2 separate regions of the Homo sapiens genome follow, and region 2 is linked to region 1. The links are chromatin loops, found by intact Hi-C in ENCODE. Cell type or tissue: heart left ventricle. All regions are shown on one strand. Links, peaks and the distances in the headings refer to the core of each region. The heading gives the core; the rest is flanking DNA.

Region 1 (2,919 bases), core at 224-2,723:
GTGTGCCTTTGCAGTGTCACCAACTATTAATCTTAAGTTCTTGAACCTAGGACTTTATTGTAGAATGACTGAACATTCTACTTCTATTCAACATTGTATTTAAGATCCTAGCTAGGGCAACTAGGCAAGACAATGAAATAAAAGGCACCCAGATTGGAAAGGAAGAAGTAAAACTATCTCTATTTGCAGATGGTATGATCCCACCAAAAACCTGTTAGAACTAATAAACTCAGCAAGGCTGCAGATATAAGAACAATACAGAAAAGGAAATTGGGTTTTTAATACAGTAGCAATAAGCAACATGAAAGATTAAGCAAACAATTCTATTTATAATAACATCAAAAAGAATAAAATGCTAAAAATAAATTTAACCTAAGAAGTACAAAACTATACTCTGACTACTACAACACAGTGTTCAAATGAAAGAAAACCTAAATATGTATTTATGGATTAGAAGACATAACACTGTTAAGAGGGCAATATTTCCTAAATTAACATACAGATTCAATACAATCCTATCAAAAATCTCAATGGACTTTTTTGTATAAATTGACAAACTGATCTTAAAGTTCATATGGAAATCTAAGGTACTCAGAATAGCCAAAACAATCTTGAAAAAGAAGAAATAAACCAAGGGACTCATAGTTCCTGATTTCAAAACTTACTACAAAGCTATAGTAATCAAGATACACACAGATCAATGAAATAGAATTGGGAACCCAAAATAAACCCTCATATTTTTTATCAATTGATTTCCAACAAGTGTGCCAAGACAATGAAATGCAGAAACAATAATCTTTTCAACAAATAGTACTGGGATAACTGTATATCCATATGTGAAAGAATGAAGTTGGACCCCTGACTCATACTTTATATAAAAATTAACTCAAAATGAATCAAAGACTTAGAGTCAAGAGCTAAAATTGTAAAAATTTTTAGAAAAAAAGCCATAGGAGTAAAGTCTTCATCACCTTGAGTTAATTAATGGTTTCTCAGATATGACACCAAAAGCATACACAAGAAAAAAATAAACTGGGTATATAAAAATTAAAAATGTTTGTGCTTCAAAGGACACTATTAAGAACATAAAAAGGCAACCCAGAGAATGGGAGAAAAATTTGTATATCATATATAGTCTAGATACAAGTTCCTTATCAGATATAAGAACTGTCTCCAATAATAAAAAGACAAATGATCAAATTTAAAAATGGGCAAAAGGTTTAAACAGCCATTTCTCCAAAGATATACAAAAGGTCAATAAGTACATAAAAATAGGCTTAATATTACTAGCTATCAAGGAAATGCAAATCAAAACCACAATGAGATACTACTTTGTACCCTCTAGGATGGCAACAATAAAAAGTCAGATTATAAACAAGTGTGAATAAGGATGTGGAGAAACTGGAATCATAATACACTGTAAAATCAGGTATGCAAAAGGCTATAGCCTCTTTCGAAAACAGTCTGGCAATTCCTTTTGTTAAACACAGATCTACCATATGACCCAGCAATTCCACTACTAAGCATATACCCAAGAGAAGTGAAATATGAGTCTATACAAAACTTGTACACAAACCTTCATAGCAGCATTACTCATAATAGTCAAAAAGTGAACACAACACAAATGTCCATTAACTAATGAACAGATAAATTAAATGTGGTATATCCATACAATAGAATATTATTTGGCAATGAAAAGGAATGAAGTACTGAACCAAACCACAACAAGGTTCTTGGATGAATCTTGAAAGCATGATGCTACTAAATAAAAGAAGCCAGTCACAAAGGACCACTTACTGCATAAGTCCATTTACATGAAATGTCCACAACAGGTGAATCTATAGTGACACAAAGTAGATTAGTTGTTGCCCAGGGCTGGGTGGAATAGGGGAGGAACTGGGGGGGTGATAACAGCTAAGGGGCACTGGGTTTCTTTTTAGGGTAGTGAAAATGTTCCAACATTGATTGTGGTAATGGATTTACAATTTTGTGAATACACTAAAAGCCATTTAATTGTATACTTTAAATGGCGAATTGCATAGTATGTGAATTATAACGCAATAAAGATGTTAAAAAATAGTAAACAGGGCTGGGCGCAGTGGCTCATGCCTCTAATCTCAGCACTTTGGGAGGCTGAGGTGGGTGGATCACTTGAGGTCAGGAGTTCAAGACCAGCCTGGGCAACATGGTGAAACCCTGTCTCTACTAAAAATACAAAAATTAGCCAGGCGTGGTGGTGGACGCCTGTAATCCCAGCTACTTGGGAGGCTGAGGCAGGAGAATTGCTTGATCCTGGGAGGTGGAGGTTGCAGTGAACCGAGATTGTGCCATTGCACTCCAGCCTGGGTGACACAGCAAGACTCTGTCTCAATTTAAAAAAAAAAAAAAAAAAAAAAGGAAACAGATCCAGAGTGGTTAAATAAAAACCTGCTCTACTCACAGGACTATTAAGGCAGTAAAAATGGACCTTTTTAAACTACCAAATCCCCAGGATTTAAACCCTGGTCAGGTGACTTATCCATGGTTATTTCCACGACTACTGAGGAGGAGAGAGAAGAATGTTTATATGAATGCTCTGCCCTCGTGAAAGGCTGGGTCCTAAATGGACATCTGCTGATGCCATCCAGTGTTCCCACGACTGGTAAAGGGAATGAATAAGTTTGTCTGATCCCCAGCTAACACACTGCGATTATGATGGGCCATGTTTAGGGGTTGTTGTCTGTGACTTTAGAAACGAGTTCCAGGTCTTCAGCAAGGGGCTTGGGTATACATGGGATTCACTTGTTTGACCATGGCCTCAGATCTAACCGGATCCAACAGGTCCCCTGTTTAATAGCAGCACTCTCAAGTTTGGTCCCTTTTGTGTGGGACCAAATTAAAGAGCCAAATAAACAAAGGCCGCCGTAATATTTCAACTAC
Region 2 (2,884 bases), core at 385-2,884, 510 kb before region 1:
CTCCTTAACCAGAGGCATACATCAGAATCACCTGGCATGCTGTGTAGAAATCCCCAGGTTGGGCTCTGTCCCCAGGAGACATCCCCAGAGCCTGGGCTGGGGCAAGGCAACTGTATCTTTAGGGGATTCCCAGGGCACATGGGGAAGTTACAGAGGGGAGTTTCTCAGGTGTCTTCCTAGACTTAGGGCTCCCCAGGTGAGCTCCCCCCAGGGACTCCTGAGCCTCACTTCTGACCTGGTGAAAGAAGCTGCCTCTGAGGCTTAGAAGCAGCCTGACCTCTTGGGCAGGGGCAGCTTTATGGCGCTCATTGGGTCCTGGGTGCCTGCCCTTGGCTTCCAGAACAGCTGTCAGCCTGAGTAGAGGGTGAGGGGGCCTCCTGCTGCAGGCAGATTCCTTCTGCAGAGCCCTGGCCAGGATGTGAGTGGCCGTGTCTCATTGCCTCAGACATGCAGCAGCATGAGTGCGCGATGAGCTGGAGGGCCCACTACGGGGAGGTCTACTCTGTGGAGTTCAGCTATGATGAGAACACCGTGTACAGCATCGGCGAGGACGGGAAGGTAGGCGGCTGCAGGATTCAGATAAGAGAGCACCGGGATGACATGTGGGCCGGCTGCAGGTTGTGGCCATACCTGTTACTAGCTCTGCAACCTGGGGCCTCTTTTTGCAGCTTTGTTATCTGTAGAATAGGGATAAACTAGTAATTCGTCTTACAATCTTTGCGAGGTTTTAGTGAATTCAGTGGGAGTTGGCTATCCTTATGAAAGGAAGTACCAAAAATTACTCATCTTACCATAGATGTATCTGTGGGGTCTGGATTTAGGGCTGAGTTTGCTTTGCTGGGCTTGGTAGTGAGTGGTCCCAGGACCACTCATGGATGTGTAGTTTGCTGAGTGGCTGGGTACAGCTTCTTAGATGTGTACAGACCCCAGCAGAGCCCAGAGATGTAAACAAGAAGCCAGAAAAAAAGGAAAAGTACATGCCCCTGGTAGATTCCCTCTGTGGAGGGTTAGGAACTAGGAATAGTGACTGCCTCAGAGGGGGAGCTGGCAGGGGCAGAGATGGGAGAAGGATGCCCTTTCCATGTGTGCCTGCCTGGACTTTTGGGATTGGACACTGTCTATCTTTTTATCCCTTGAAAGGAGTAACTACAAAATAAATTCTTCATTTGAAAAGTTTGGGAAGGGACTTTTACATTAAAGCTCGACTTCCTTGTTATGTGGGATGCTCAGTGAAGAGGTGGTCACAGCCAAGTATCCTGTCCGTAGGGTAGGCTAAGGGATGATGTCTGCTATGATAAGAAGCTGAGTTTATAATGGCATCGCCCAGTGTTCAATTGATTATATGCCTGAAACACTGGAAATATATGTGGACTTTGTCCTCTGTACCTTGTTCCTAGGATAGAAAAATCTAGTTGGGGTCTAACTCTGATAATAATAATAATAATATGTCACTTGAAGCATTCCTCCTGCTTGAGAGACCAGGAATCCAGGCAAAGCCACTTGCTGTCCCTTTTCCTCTCCTAGGGTCAGGCCAGAGAGAAAGAGAAGGGTTGGACTTTAATGTGAGGTTGCTGCCTCTTTTTCTAGATTTTCTTCCCTAAAAAATGCTTAAATCATGTTGACCAGAGATAGGACCTGTAGACCTCTCACCCACTTTTCTGCCTCTGGCACTTGAAAGGCTTTTCAAGGATGTCAGCACTGTGGCTGGGGGAGGCGGGTCGCCCTCGCCAGCCTCTGCTGTGGGGTGGGTCCTGGCTCTTCCTTGAGGCCTGCATTGGCCAGCTCCGCTGCGAGCACCCTGCTTGTGCCCTGTGACTGCAGTTCATCCAGTGGAACATCCACAAGAGTGGCCTCAAGGTATCCGAGTACAGCCTCCCCTCAGATGCCACGGGCCCCTTTGTGCTGTCTGGATACAGCGGCTACAAGCAGGTTCAAGTCCCCAGGGGCCGACTCTTCGCTTTTGACTCGGAGGGAAATTACATGCTGACATGTTCTGCCACAGGCGGCGTCATCTACAAGGTAACTGATGGTTGGGGGTGGGAGGTAGTGGTATTGTGGTGGGCAGGGGTTCCTCCCTGGAGGTCTGGGCCATGGCTACTGAGCGAGGCCCTCTACCCCGAGCTGCATGGCTGTGGAGATGCCTTTGACAAAGGATCGCTGGCTAGCTAGTGCTGGGGTTCAGAGGAGAGCCATGTTTCTGCACTAACTGAAGGCTCCCCTGTGGCCAGCACTGTTCTGGGTGTGGCAGGCTGGCCCCCCGGCAGGAGAGAGCTGCCCGAGGCCCTGCTCTCCTGCAGCTTGCATTCCCCAGTATGGGACATGAACCTTCAACAAATAAGCAGATTCATGAGCACCTGCCAGGTAGTGAGAAGTGATGCTGTAGTGAGAACAACCAGTGTGCGTGCAAGAGGCACCAGCCCACAGCAAGTTCAAGGCAGCTGAGAAAATGCCTTTTTTTAAGGAGCCGCTCAGGGACTTGTTTTCCACTTCAGATGGACCAGCTGTAGTTGGGAAAGTGCAAGCATTTCCTGGTTCAAAAAGTTAAACAGACTTTCTGGAAAGGTGGGCATGTGTGTCTGGCCTCAGGCACATCCTCAGGTAGGCCACTGAAAGTGGATCAAGTGTGTGTAACTGGTGTTTGCTGACACCTCCTCCTCTTTCCTGTCCTCTTGCAGCTGGGTGGCGATGAGAAGGTTCTGGAGAGCTGCTTGAGCCTAGGTGGCCACCGAGCCCCTGTGGTCACCGTGGACTGGAGCACTGCCATGGACTGTGGGACCTGCCTCACCGCCTCCATGGATGGCAAGATCAAGCTGACCACCCTCCTGGCCCATAAAGCCTGATGACTTGCCCCAAGGGCCACCCGAGGAAGCAGTATTATCTGCGG

The links. Hi-C counts contacts between places; a loop is a spot of excess contacts. Peaks named below come from ENCODE experiments on the same cell type or tissue, not always from the same donor. Only the 100,000 strongest peaks of a DNase experiment are listed, where the experiment ranks them.
Region 2: it touches region 1 in a loop (2.6-fold over the local background); 24 of 110 quality-filtered maps call a loop at or near these places.

What each region holds. Positions count from the first base shown.
Region 1 is chr7:134,673,381-134,676,299 of GRCh38, reverse strand. The region is part of intron 2 of BPGM (bisphosphoglycerate mutase); the gene reads right to left. The region is part of intron 1 of LOC124901750 (a long non-coding RNA gene); the gene reads left to right. Among named protein-coding and RNA genes, the nearest start is that of BPGM, 28 kb to the right of the region's middle. In heart left ventricle, for the core only: no CTCF peak of the experiment used is centred there; no DNase peak of the experiment used is centred there.
Region 2 is chr7:135,186,107-135,188,990 of GRCh38, reverse strand. WDR91 (WD repeat domain 91) reads left to right here. Exons shown (of 15, transcript NM_014149.4): 13 at 446-558; 14 at 1,822-2,019; 15 at 2,676-2,884. The coding sequence ends at 2,840. Among named protein-coding and RNA genes, the nearest start is that of CYREN, 17 kb to the right of the region's middle. RefSeq lists enhancers at 117-246, 287-506, 1,888-1,937. In heart left ventricle, for the core only: no CTCF peak of the experiment used is centred there; a DNase peak (open chromatin) is centred at 1,920.